Regions from separate parts of the Homo sapiens genome. Here all the other regions are linked to region 4. The links are chromatin contacts, found by Hi-C or POLR2A ChIA-PET in ENCODE. All regions are on one chromosome and are shown on one strand. The core of a region is the stretch at or near the end of the contact, and the rest is flanking DNA. Distances in the headings are between cores, read along the strand shown. Region 1 holds the start of ZSCAN16 (zinc finger and SCAN domain containing 16). Region 2 has its middle 20 kb from the start of ZSCAN16. Region 3 holds the start of ZKSCAN8 (zinc finger with KRAB and SCAN domains 8). Region 4 has its middle 5.2 kb from the start of TRS-GCT5-1.

Region 1 (3,356 bases), core at 568-3,067, 83 kb after region 4:
TAAAATATGGCTAGTACAAATGAGATAAGCTAAATGTAAGATACATACCAAATTTTGAAAATTTAAAGCACAGATATCTAAAATACCTCATTAAAAATATTGATTACATGATTAAATATTGTGGGCTAAATAAAATATATATTTCACCTTTTTTTTTAATGTGGCTACTAGAAAATTTAAATACATATACAGCTTGCATTATATTTCTGTTGGACAGTCCTATTCTGCAATATCCTTGACATCTACTTGAATCTCCGCTTGAATACCTATATGGAAAGGGAGTTTCTTATGGGGTAGCCTATTTTATTTATGGGTATCTATGAATGGCAGAAAATTATTTCTTTTCCTCTGATACCTGATTGCCTTTTGGTAACTTCCCACTGATCCTAGCCTTCCAAACAGGCATAGAATCAGTCTAGTGACTCTCCTCTCTTTACCCAGCCACACTTTAATTATTTGACATAGGTAGTCAGGTCCCTTCCTATGCCTTGTTCTTTAGAGGATAAATATTTTCAGATGTTCTTTCATATGCCTTTTGCTTTGGCTCCATCCATATCCCCTGATCACTCACAGCCAGATGACTGCCCCTTCACACCTGCTTTCCAGGTTCATCAAGCTCTCTCTCCAGATCCTCCAGTACCGTCACTGCCTCCTCTCCAGTCTCTGGATGGTGTGCACGCACCCATGCTTGCAGGTCTTTAGGAAGAATGCTCAGGAACTGTTCTAGCACCAGCAGGTCTAAAATCTGCTCCTTGGTGTGGCATTCTGGCCTCAGCCACTGACGGCAGAGCTCCCACAGCTGGGTAAGAGCTTCACGGGGTCCAGGTGCATCCTGATAGCAGAGCTTCCTGAAGTGTTGTCTATAGAGTTCCCTCCTGTGAGGACTGCACTTTTGTGAGCTGGAATCCTGTCCCCAGTAATGGTCCTCTGCCTTAATTATCAGAAGTCCTTTTTGGTCCTCAGGTTCCAGGGCTGTGGTCATTCTGGGCTTTGCCAGGAGATTTATCCTCTATCTGGGATTGAGTCAAAGAGAATCTCTTAGAATCCTGCCTCAGAGACACTCCTAAGGCATAAAAAGTTGTTACCATAGAGAAATTACAAAAATTTCTGTGAACATAAACACATCATAATGAAGCCAAGCCACCAGAAGTCAATCAGAGAAAACAGTCTTATAGGAAGCTGAAACAAAACAAAACAAAACAAAACAAAAAACAGTGACGCAGGGATATGATTTGAATCTGTGCTCTATTGTGTAACTTAGAGGAAGTTATTTATCTGGACTAGAACTACAGATCCTCAGGTACAATTCTCATGTGTGTTACAGGGTTGATATACAGATTACATGAGAACGTATGCAACGTCCCTGGCATGGCAGCGGGCACTAGTAAGCACTAAATAAACGCCAAGTATTATTAACGGCTTTGTTAAAAGGCTCTTCATTCTGTTACCATGAGATGCACGGGCCAGCTTGTGCCCCCAGGATTCACTGGTTATAGGATATGTGTGCCAACCCTGGAAGGGGATCAGACAGATGCCTCTGCAGAGGAACCCGCAACCAGTGTCCCCCTTCCACCCATCCTCTCCCGGAAGGCTGGGCCAAATCCTCTCCTGTAGATCTGTTGGGGGGCGGAGGGAGGGACAGGAGTGTTACACTCTGCCCGCGACAGGGAGGTGTGGGGAGGGTGTTGCTGCTGACCACAGCTGCGTCTTGTCCCCTTTTCTCCACCTGGGAGCCGGGAGACACTCACCTTACGCGCAGGGAGGAACAGGTGCAACAGCTAGCGTCCTTTGGACAGCCCCGAACAAAGACTAGACTCAAAGACACCAATCGGCGCCCGGCCGCTTCAGCCGGGCACTTCCGGGCCGCTCTAGGAAGCTTCGCCTCTGTGGCAGCTTGAGTGCTTGCCTCCTCGGCCCTAGCCAGTGGAGGACCCGGCTTTTACGCCTCGTATTGATGGGATTGCGGGATCTGCGAGCAAGTCTTATTTGTACTTCTTTAAAACGTTTTTCGGTTTAATTATTGAGTAATATGGATAAGTAATGCATTCACATACATTTATTAAAAAGAGTAAATGTCCCCCAGCGTCTAGTTTGACAATATTTTTCGTGACTTGTATATCCTTCCGTAGATATATTACACCGTTATAGATTGTCCGCGCTTTTTCCCCTCTGCACAAATAGTAGCACTTCTGTACCTTTCTTATTTTTCTTTTTACCAGGTGGTCTTGGTAAAGGCTGTACATAAGTGTTTCCTTGATCTTGCTCTTTTTTAAACAACTGCACGGTATTCAACTGTGTATTATGTTCTATAATTTGTTAATAAGTACCCCATTGGTGGTCATGAGGTTGTTTCCAATTCTTCTTTTTCAAACATTGCTGCAATAACTTACTGTGAACTCACATCATTTTTCATGTGTAAGGATATATCCATAGTCTGTATGTCTAGAAAGGGAATTACTACAGCATAGAATAGGGAAATTTGTACTTTTGTTAATGCCAAATCACCAATCATAGGATCTACTAGCAGTATTCTTATTTACCTATACTTGTCAACACAGTGTTATAAAATATTTTGATCTTTGCCAAATTGATGGGTGAAAAATGCTCTTAGTTTTTTACTCCCTCTTCTCCTTTCTTACACAAATATTGATTTATCTACTATGCCAGGCACTATTGTGGAAGCTGGAACTAATTTTGAGCAAAACAATGCCCTTCCTTTCATGGAATTTATAATCTTGTGTGTGTGTGTATGTGTGTGTGTGTGTGTGTGTGTGCTGGGGAGGCAGGCAATAAACCAAAAAATATACATAGTGTATAGAGAGTGGATATCAGTTCTAAGGAGAAAATAAAGGAAATAGGGAATTTGGGGTGAGAATGAAGTGATGCAATTTAAATAGGATATTCATGGAGGACCTGACTAGGAAATTGACATTTGAGCAAAGATTGAGGGAGCTGAGGGAATGGGCCATCAGGGATAAAGATGTTTCAGGGAGAGGGATAACAAATGCAAAAGCCTGGAGTGGAGTGTGTTTTAAGTATTTTGGGCAAAGGAAGGGTGCTTGTTTTTCTGGAGCTGAGTGAGCAAAAGAGCGTTGGGTGGAGAGATAGTGAGAGCCTTGGGTGAGTGCAAGGGTATTTTTACTCTAAAATGATAAAATGATAAGCTACTCAGTTTATTTTCTTTTCTCTTTTCTTTCCTTTTCCTTTGTTTTAGGAGATGGGTCTCACTCTGTCACCCAGACTGGAGTGCAGTGAGTGGTGCGATCATAGCTTACTGCAGCCTGAAACTCCTGGGCTCAAGTGATCTTCTCGCCTCAGCCTCCTGAGTAGCTGGAGCTACAGGTGTGAGCTACCCA
Region 2 (3,272 bases), core at 536-3,035, 100 kb after region 4:
CACATCCTCTCCAGCACCTGTTGTTTCCTGACTTTTTAATGATTGCCATTCTAACTGGTGTGAGATGGTATCTCATTGTGGTTTTGATTTGCATTTCTCTGATGGCCAGTGATGGTGTGATGCTGATCTTTCAAAGCAGAATTAGGACTGGGCAAGGATGGTGATACAATAATTTAAGATTGATGGACACATTCATTAAGATGAAGGTTTTGAGGTGAGGGTTTCAAAAAGTCTGGATACTAATTATTGAAAGTTGAAGAATTTGATGTTCATTTAAATAGATTTTTTGAGGGGGAAGTTCTTGAAACAAAAATAATTATTTGCAATTTTTATCTCCTACAGCAATAATGTCCTGGAATAGTAAAGTCATGTTGATAAAGACAGTGGAATAGTAGTATCACATTAGCAAAGACAGTTGAATAGTAAAATTATGTTAACATAGGTAGGGGGCTGTGTGCGTAACTGATTTAGGCAGGGCCTATCTGTTACCCAGGATTAACATGGTGGGCAGTGGTGAAGGGCATGGGCTGAGGATTCCAAAAGCCCTGGGCTCGAATGTTGTCACATTCTCTTATGTGTAGTGGCTTAATCTCTAAATTTTTATTCCTTTTCTGCCGTTAAAAACAAGCTTCTAATTTTGTTTGTAACTTTTTATTTTGAACTAATTTTAAACTTACAGAAAATTTCCAAAAAGGTATAGAACAGTCCCTATATCCTTCACCCAGCTTCCTATTATATTAAAATCTTACATAACCATAGCACAATTGCAAGGCCAAAAAATAGTATTGGTACAATGTGATTAAACCACAGACCTGATAATATAGGGTTTTTTTTTTAAGAAAAATTACAAAAAGCATTAGATGCAGTGCCTGGAAAGCATTAGACTCAGTGCCTAGCACTTAGTAAGACCTCAGTAAAGGATTGCAGTTATCTTTATGACCTGGTCATCGAGGGGCTGGCAGGGGAGACCACACCTGGTGCTCAGGGACACTTCTCTGTTTTTTGGCACACAACTTAGGACCACGCAATAAGGCCCTCTACTGCCTTCTCTGTGCTTAGCTTCTGTTACCCAATCGGCATCTTTGAAAGACATCTTCACTTCCTGGGCTCTAAGGATTAATTCAGGGACTTCTGGAGCAGGTTTGGAGAAAGGCTGTTTCAGGAATCATTCAAGATAAAGGACATGGAAGCGGGTTCTACAGGTTGCCTTCCACTAGTTTAGATCTTTGAAAGAATAAGGCAAAATACAGTGTTAACCAACCAGACTACAAACACTTTCCCTGTTTATTCTGTAACATAAACGAAATGGCAGATCATCAGTGGACAACCATAACGAGCCTCGGACTCGGGAAGATCTGGCTATGTTCCTTAAGCCATCAGGGCCTGACAGATCACAAAAAACTTCCAATAGTCGGCGGTCACGTTGGAGAAAAGGGTGGTCCGCATAGACCGACCAGGTCGGCATCTGTGAACCAGAGTCGGACTTCGCAACGTCTGGGGAAACGTCCGGCCCGCGTGGGGGAGCTGGGCTCCGGTTGGCTAGGGCAACCCCGCGGTGCCAGGGCCGGGACACCCACCAGTCTGCCCCGTGCAGTGTCTCGGACGGCGCTTCCAGCGCGGGGCTAAGCAAGGACGGGGCTCCTCCCGCCCGCACCTGGCTGAGCTGGGGGACTCGGGCGGCGGCGTCCTGCTCTCTTCCTGCCAGTCTTACTACCTGGGCTGGGTGGCAGCTCCAGCCCAGCTCTAACTAGCTCCTCTGCGCCCTGCCTGGCCGCTGGCGGAAGTGCGTCTGCGAACCCCTTCCGGCCTTGCGCCCCAGCTTCCAGCGGCTTCAGAGAGGTGTGCAGCGTGTGGGGTCCCCAGTGCGCGCCGCGGAGTCTCCAAATGGGGTCACTTGGGCATGGGGTTTTGTTTCACAACTTGTCTCATCCGAAAGAAAGGGTTTGAGTTCCAGCTTCGCAGCGTTGAGTCCGTCAGTCCTCCCCGCTCAGGTCGGCAGGCGGGAACCTCCCCAGACTTCATTTCTGTCCACCGACCTGGAGTTTCAGTTTTCTCACAAAAGTACACTTTTCCCAATCACTGTAACCATAAATGGCTCAAAATAAAAATGAATTTTTTCTTGACTCTGGAAAACAAATGTAGAAAGAATCAGAATTGTTTCAAACAAAAAGTCATAAAAGATAAATGCAGTCCTCTATTAGGTTAGGCCCATGTTATTAATTCTTGTTCTGCTTGATGTTGGGTTAGTAATCTTCATGAATCCATCAGTTTTTTTTTTTTTAAGAGTTCTGGAAGTTTTTAGCTAGTCCAGTGGTGTGATTTCCAAAGTTATCAGAAACCTGCATTCAAGAGTACTTGGCAGTGTCCTTTCCATGAATTTCCTTTAAGGAAAATAAAATTTTAGACTGTAGCGAATTGTAAATCACTTTTTGAGAAGTAAAGTAAGACAATAATTGTCTGTGGATGGCAAAAGGCTTAGAGTAGCCATGGTTAAACACACAATTAACAAGAAAATCTGGTTATTTCTGTAGCCTACAAAATTTGCCATAATCATAATTATGACTGATAACATATACCAAGACACATCAGAATTTAGGAATATACAATTTCGGAACACATGTTAATAACACATTTATACAAATGTGACTGAAAGTTTTGGGTTTTTTTTTTTTTTGCCTTTTCCCACATCTTCTAATCAACAAAAGTTAAATGCCATTTCTTATTTGACAGTGTTTCCTGTGTGATTTTAACCAAATAAGCCTAATATGTCTCTCTTGGACTATCAGGCATTCCTTATAGAAAATACTTAATTTTAGAATTTGAAATTTGATTTTGGGAATTATGTCAAATATCAAAGTCTTAAAACCTTTGATATCAAAACTAAGATCACAGGTCATAATAATCATTTATTTAGCCAAAGTGATAATTGAAATATTTCAAAAAGCGTAAACCTTTACTCTTTGAAAGAGAGGAGATTCAGTTTTTCAAACAAGAATCTGTCTCTCTCTCTCCTTTTTAAATTTTTAACAGTTTATTCAAAAGATGAACACTAGTCTTATATCTCTTATTAATACTATATTGTTCAAGCAAGAAAATAAAATTCTACTTTGTATCAGTGCATTGTTAATATTAAACCTAATTTTAATAATACCTTATAAACAGATCCATCTATTCTCATCAGCTTTGACCATGCAAGATAAGATTTCCACAAACTTTGTATAACCTTTTACAATTTTTCCTATTCTCTTTCCCCAAATTCCTGCATCCACTCA
Region 3 (3,079 bases), core at 443-2,942, 66 kb after region 4:
GGACAGGGTCTCACTATGTTGCTCAGGCTTGAGTGCAGAGTCTATTCACAGGTGCAATCCCACTACTTACCAGTACAGGAGGCTATAAAATATTTTAATGTGAAGTGCGCAGCATTCAAGAACTTTATATTGTTGATGTGGTATTAAAAAGTCTCAATAACAACACTGATGAAAACCAGCTAATTATCAGGTTTGTTCATTTTTTATACCAAATCAGCCAACAGGTCTTGCCCATTGCTCATCTTGATTATTCTATTTAGTGGCTAATTTTCCATTTTTTTAAGTCTCTTCCCTCTCTGATCAGCTGGTTTTTGAGAATTACAACCTATAAATAACTGAGTGCAAAATTACTCCAGTATGTACCTTCCTCTCAGTTTTGTGCGTACATGTCTGTATTAAGTTGGTGAGCACTTTGTGGATACAGACTGATTTTTACATAGTCTCCTTAAAGAACACCTAGTCAAGTTTACATGAGTTTAAAAGGCAATCTTTAAAGCTTCCTCTGGATTTTAAATACTGTAATCCTGTGAGATGCTGAAGGCACAACTCAATTTTAACAGTATTATTTTTTCAATAGTTGTGGAAGGAATGTATTCTTCCTTCAGACTATGTCTAATTTGAGAAATGTTTGGGAACTGAAAACAAAACAAAAAAGACATTTTCCAGGATTTAAAATCCAAGAAAAAGTAGGTGAAGCCAATACTATGCTTTGTTATCTCAAATTGCATTAGCTGAAAGTTTTAATTAACATCTATCACATTTTACATTTAAACAACAGAAATTCAAAACATGTATGTATTTGCTAAAACAATGATTGCTACGTAAATATACTCAACGGAACTAACAAACAACAGAAATATGTTTTTAAAGGTGGTGGTGGCAGTCAAAGTAGCCTGACAAAAATTACTCATGACTAACCAGAGTTTTGGAAATGGGGCCCTCCCAGAGTTCCTCGTTGGCTAACTTCAGTTTGCTTTAACAAATGAAATAGGCATTCTGATAATGTTGAATTCTGAATTACCCTGAAATTAAAAAAAAAAAAAAACTTTCGTACAATTATCTAGTCAACACACCACCAGTTTCTGAATACACTAAAGAAAGAAGAGTAACAGCAAAAATTGGTTTCCATGGATAAACGGGGCTTCCAAAAGCAAAATATGTCTTTTTTAAAAACTGAGAATTTTGTTGTGACCTAAACGCAAAAGAGCGCTAAGTGAAAACAATTCAGACTCTGGAAATAGTTGGATAAAAAATAACATGGGGGGGGCGTTCCCCATTTTAAGATAAACAAGATCGACTACAAAAACATACCACAACACGATTATCTATGAAGAAAGCTTCATAAAAGGTTCCCTCGCAAAAAGTTCAAGGGCAATTCGTGGGGACGTACTCTGCCTGCAACAGCAACTAAGGCGTCAGAATCGGTCCGCGGCGCCGAACACCGCACAGGCCCCTCTCCGGACCCCTCAGGCCAGTCCTCAGCTGCGGCCTGGACCAGCCACAAAGCACCCACTTTCCTCCGGCCCAGAGCCCGACCGTACTCACTGTGAGTTGCAGAGGCGCCCCGTCGTGGGGAAGGGAGGCTGCAACGGATAAACAGACTCGAAGGAAGGTCGGGGAGTAAAGGCGATGAAAGCTGTACTCGGACCAGGCCCCTCCGGCCACTAACTTCTAAATCTGCGGAGGCACAACACCGGCCAGCACGCATCTTGCCCCAAAGGCACTTCCGGAAGCTCTCTAGGAGTCCTGGAGGTCTACAAGCTCTATGGTCGGCCGACTGAGGGTACCGGAGTACCACGCCCCTCACCTGCTGTGTGCTGTGCCTCGGGTTCCTCCCGCGTCTGCGTGCCTCAGGCTTGCGCTGTCGCTGGGGCAGTGAACGTGCTGGGGAATAACGGACCTTGGTGTCCCCTCCGCCTTGTGTGCCCATGCAGCTCCGCGCGCTCGCTGTCAATAGTAACGGTCCCCTGGGGGTAGATATCGGACGTGGGGAGGCTGGAGCTGTGAATAGGAGGCTGGGAAAGTGTTGGAGGAGGGAGCACTTCATGGATCCTTAGGATTCCAACTGGATTCGCGTTTGGCTCCGTTACATACCCTGTACTTTACTGTTCTCGATTCATAAACATATCCAGACCTCTCACATAGAGTACAAACTTCATGAGGAATTCCTGCTAATCACAGTTCATAGTTTTGTGAAATCCCTATGGCATGGCACTTAGGAATAGCATATTTTATTAAGTATTCAAAAAAATCGTAATTAAATATATATTCTTTTTGGATCTTTACATATTTCCCACTCTTTCCTATCTTAATGAATTTCTATCGCTTACAGCATCTGCTTTGCTGCTTAGCTGTTTTAATGCTAAACCTATGATGTAAGCTTGAAGAGTAGACCCTAGGTTTAATACCACAAGATATGGGGAACAAATCTATGTTCATTCTTTCTTTGTTAGTCTTTTTTTCTTTTTTTGCCTTTTTTTTTTTTTTTTGAGACAGGGTCTCTATTGCAGAGTGTAGTGGTGTGATCATAGCTCACGGCAGACTCAACCTTCTGGGCTCAAGCAGTCTTCCCACCTTAGCCCCCCAAGTAGCTGGGACTACAGGTGTGCACCACCCTCAGCTTAAAAAAGAAAATTTGTAGAAACGGGGTGGCGGGGCGGGGCGGGGGTCTCACTATGTTGCCCAGGCTGGTCTTGAACTCCTGGGCTCAAGTGATCCTCCTGCCTCAGTCTCCCAAAGTCCTCGGATTACAGGCATGAGACACCACCCTGGCCCTGTGTTCATTCTTTACAGACCTGTTGCATTAGAGCTTTTTAACTTTTGAGACTAATAGGATTTCAGGGGTGGAGGTTGTGGCAAGTGTTATTTTTTGTTGTTTAAGTCTCATGTATTTATTTCCTTCAGCACCTTTCCCAACCACCTATTATTGAGTTCTCAGGGCTCCTCCAATTTTCACCTTAATTTCCCTCTTTATCTGCTCCTGCTGGTAGCCACCACCAACATTTCTATCCCTTCCCAATTACTAACTCCCCAATATTTTGCGTACTGACAAAGTCGTTTTGATTTAAGGGTTTTGTCA
Region 4 (3,090 bases), core at 414-2,913:
TATTCTGGGTTAATTATAAAGAGCACTATGTGAAATCCAGGGAAAGGAAATTTTTAGGAGACAAGTGCAAGGCATTCAATTAGAGCAGAGAGATGAGGCAAATACCACACTCTGTCAAAGACATTATATTTAGGTGACTCTGTTCTTGAACAATATTGTTGATTATGTTCAAATTAAATAGAGATAAGGTCAGTATTTAACACTGGCCCTTAGAAGGAAAATTATCTTGCTGCCCATATAAGCAATAAGCAAAATTCTGCCCTAGCAACTTTGTGCTATGAAGTAATTCACCTAATCCTCTAAGTCCATTCTAAGAAAATTAACACACTGGTCAAAATAGGAAAAACAAAGAAATCTGAGAAAGCCATTTTAAAAATGAGACATTCCCAGCAAATAAGCAGTAAGATATAGTGTTTTAATATATGTTTAAAAATGCTATTTCTCAAAATAAAAACAAAAGAAAAAAGCTCTCACTCTTACATAGTGAAGTTTTTATGAATAAAATAATATGCTTGCTTTAAAATGCAGAAAGACAAAGTTTGAAATATATGTTAAAAATATTGACAAAATATTGTTAATTTTGAGGCTGGGTGATGGATATACGAGGCTACATCATATCATTTTTTCCCTTTTTTTAATATTTTACATTTCCATAGTAAAAAGTTATAATATGTTTAACACCTTTTTTTCGTTGTATAAGTATCCCAAATGTTGTAGTCTCTGCACGGAAGGAATTAATAAAATGGTCAGGGAGAGTGTCAGTAGATAAGCAAATACACTATGCTGATAAAAGCAAAGGCTGAGTGAGGCTTAATACACTATTTGTCGGAAATTCCTTAAAAAAAAAAACCTTAAAAAAAAAACAAAAAACGTAGACGAGACTAGAGAATTGAAGAAAAATCACTGTTCATGGGATTCAAACCTGTGCGGAAAGTGCTCACTGGTCTGAAGGCTCTGGGTGGTTGCGACCCCATGCTCTAAGCTGGGGCTTTATCTGCGGCGAAGCGCAGGAGGTACAACTTGGCGACGCCACGAAACCTAACATGCTCCACAAGGTCTTGCAGGGGTAGCGGCCGGGGTTTGGGGAGGGACGTCTCTGTAGGTTTACTTTATTCCTGGCTTCTGTCTTCCAAGATCCCTCACACCTTAACAACAACAATAATATTGGCAAACACCTAAATAGCGCGGACTCCGGCTAGCGCTCTCGCAAGCGCTTTCCATGCATTAATTCATAGAATCCCAGAATCACCCTTAGAAGGTGCCACCCAGGGTCACGCGGCAAAGAGTGGCCGAGCTGAGGCTTTCCCCGGGTCTGTTTCCACGGCCCATGCTCTTAACCATCACGCTGTATTTCAGAAGCGAGAATCTTAAATTATTTTTCCCCAAAGCGCAATGGAGACGCAATCGAGTTTGAGTGGTTTGTGTGAGACTGGGGGGTGGGGTGGGGTGTGAAACCCGTGGTGTCAAAAAATCAAAAGCGGAGAACAAAGCCTTCTGAAGACCAGAAGCCACTTTTAGGACCCAGTTTCCCAAATATCAACCCCAAAGCTGTAAAACGAAGTTTGCTCAGTGAGCAGTTAAGGAGCTCTCTCGATATCTCCGGTGGCTTTCGAATGACGCTACTCCGAGCCGCGGCTCGCTCCGAGGCGGGAAGTTGGGTTTACAATCAGTTCTACGCGCTGCCCCGCGGCCCTTCCCCTGGCCACAACCTCTGCATCCACCCAAATCAGCTGCCCCTGTTTGCAGCCACGAGGGAGTCGGGAACCAAGTCCGGACCACCGTCTCCTAGAGAATTACATGTCCCTGCACGCACGGAGAATAAAGCCAGGAACGATAAGTGGTAAATTATAGGGAATTTGGGCGGTGGTGACATAGTTAACGCCATTCTCGCCCTGCTGGGACGCGCACTTTGCGTTTCTGAAATTCTCAGTCTATATGGTGTGATATCCCAGGAAAGCTGCCCGAGTCCTCCCATTTGTTGAGTACCCTTCGATTCATTCTGTGGGTAAATCAACTGTTAGTAGAGGAAATTGAAATTGTTTACATATTCAAAGCCGTGAGTGCGGGGGCGGGACGTTAGGGTAGATGGTGACCAGGAGGAATTTCCAACATTTTCCCGTCTTAAGATCTGGAGCCCAGCAGGGCCATAATTTTCCACTCAGTTGTAATTGGTGCCAAGTAGCTTTTGGACATTCCAAGACCACAGATGTTTCTCTCAAATTGTCCTCCCACCCTGTTAAAATCTGTTGGGGAGCGTAGCTTACTTGCTCTCTCACCAGAAACGCGGAGAAGGTGGATGCAAGAAGGACTTTGCGGAAATCGAACCAGTACTGGAGCACTGCCTGAGTGCTGGGATTAAGAGCCCTTATCCAGTCAGCCAAATGAGGCCCGTTCTGTAGCTGAAGGAATTGCTTTCCCAGATTCTAATGAATCAGTGCTCACTTGTTTTTTTGCCCGAGTTTTTTTTATTTTTAAGATTGTGGTTACCTTAAAAAAATTACAAACATTCCTAAAATTCTTCCTTTAACATCACTTTTAGGAGAATACAAAACTGTCATATATCCAGAATTAAATAATAAACATTTTTTCTTTTTCCGTTTTCCGGGAGTGTCTGTTTGCCCTTGTTGAGGATCTTTGATATGGCTTATAAGATTTTACTGCTATGGGCCAGGCTGTACCTTATCAAAAGTGTATATTGTTTGATAATCCAGTGCTGAAGGCTGGAAGCCAGCATTTCCACGGAGATAAGAATCCCTTATAAGAAATTACATTAAACTTTGACCCTTGCCTACTTGTCTTATTTAGTGTTTGGAGACAATTCTCAGAGAAAATGTCTGCTTCTCAATAAATTGTGGCAAGAAACAAGCCAAACATTCTTCTTACCCTCTCAGTTGATCTTTCAGCGATGAATCTTTAGACATTTTCCACTATTTTTATTTCCCCCAGTTTCATTCAAAATGCTCTCTTTATTTGGGATTTTCATTCAGGTCTTTCGGATTGTGGATGGCAGTTGCTCTCCTAAGTAGACACTACCTTACTTTTTTCTGATGTCTAGAGTTTTGGCGAGACTTTTGCTTGGTTGTAGATATT

What was found. A loop is a pair of places that touch in the nucleus more often than their neighbours do. ChIA-PET counts read pairs that join two places held with the same protein, here RNA polymerase II (POLR2A). Pooled maps may share reads with other maps.
Region 1: a pooled map shows a loop between it and region 4 (1.9-fold over the local background). The contact joins the promoter of ZSCAN16 here to the enhancer-like site in region 4. A Hi-C loop is called at or near these places in 14 of 168 maps with a recorded cell type or tissue (B cell, HCT116, IMR-90 and 10 more), 27 of 37 single-sample maps with no recorded cell type and 21 of 50 pooled maps. POLR2A ChIA-PET finds 5 or more read pairs at or near these places in 14 of 52 experiments (A549, H1, HEK293 and 10 more).
Region 2: a pooled map shows a loop between it and region 4 (2.2-fold over the local background). The contact joins two enhancer-like sites. A Hi-C loop is called at or near these places in 4 of 37 single-sample maps with no recorded cell type and 9 of 50 pooled maps. POLR2A ChIA-PET finds 5 or more read pairs at or near these places in 7 of 52 experiments (AG04450, HEK293T, HepG2 and 4 more).
Region 3: a map of transverse colon shows a loop between it and region 4 (2.1-fold over the local background). The contact joins the promoter of ZKSCAN8 here to the enhancer-like site in region 4. A Hi-C loop is called at or near these places in 39 of 168 maps with a recorded cell type or tissue (A673, B cell, CD14-positive monocyte and 27 more), 37 of 37 single-sample maps with no recorded cell type and 26 of 50 pooled maps. POLR2A ChIA-PET finds 5 or more read pairs at or near these places in 20 of 52 experiments (A549, AG04450, H1 and 15 more).

The regions. Positions count from the first base shown.
Region 1 is chr6:28,123,070-28,126,425 of GRCh38, reverse strand. It overlaps ZSCAN16 (zinc finger and SCAN domain containing 16), which reads right to left and starts at 1,817. Exons shown (of 4, transcript NM_025231.3): 1 at 1,749-1,817; 2 at 596-1,013. The coding sequence starts at 982. It overlaps ZSCAN16-AS1 (ZSCAN16 antisense RNA 1), which reads left to right. Exons shown (of 2, transcript NR_103456.1): 2 at 3,215-3,356. RefSeq lists an enhancer at 1,672-2,173.
Region 2 is chr6:28,103,289-28,106,560 of GRCh38, reverse strand. No RefSeq gene overlaps it. Among named protein-coding and RNA genes, the nearest start is that of ZSCAN16, 20 kb to the left of the region's middle. RefSeq lists an enhancer at 843-982. Within about 2 kb of position 1,785, at least 36 of the 41 ENCODE cell types and tissues checked have a DNase peak (open chromatin) inside an H3K27ac peak, as active enhancers do.
Region 3 is chr6:28,140,496-28,143,574 of GRCh38, reverse strand. It overlaps ZKSCAN8 (zinc finger with KRAB and SCAN domains 8), which reads right to left and starts at 1,692. Exons shown (of 6, transcript NM_006298.4): 1 at 1,546-1,692. RefSeq lists enhancers at 1,431-1,550, 1,561-1,680.
Region 4 is chr6:28,206,329-28,209,418 of GRCh38, reverse strand. No RefSeq gene overlaps it. Among named protein-coding and RNA genes, the nearest start is that of TRS-GCT5-1, 5.2 kb to the left of the region's middle. Within about 2 kb of position 1,663, at least 4 of the 41 ENCODE cell types and tissues checked have a DNase peak (open chromatin) inside an H3K27ac peak, as active enhancers do; they include transverse colon, where a contact is called at or near this core.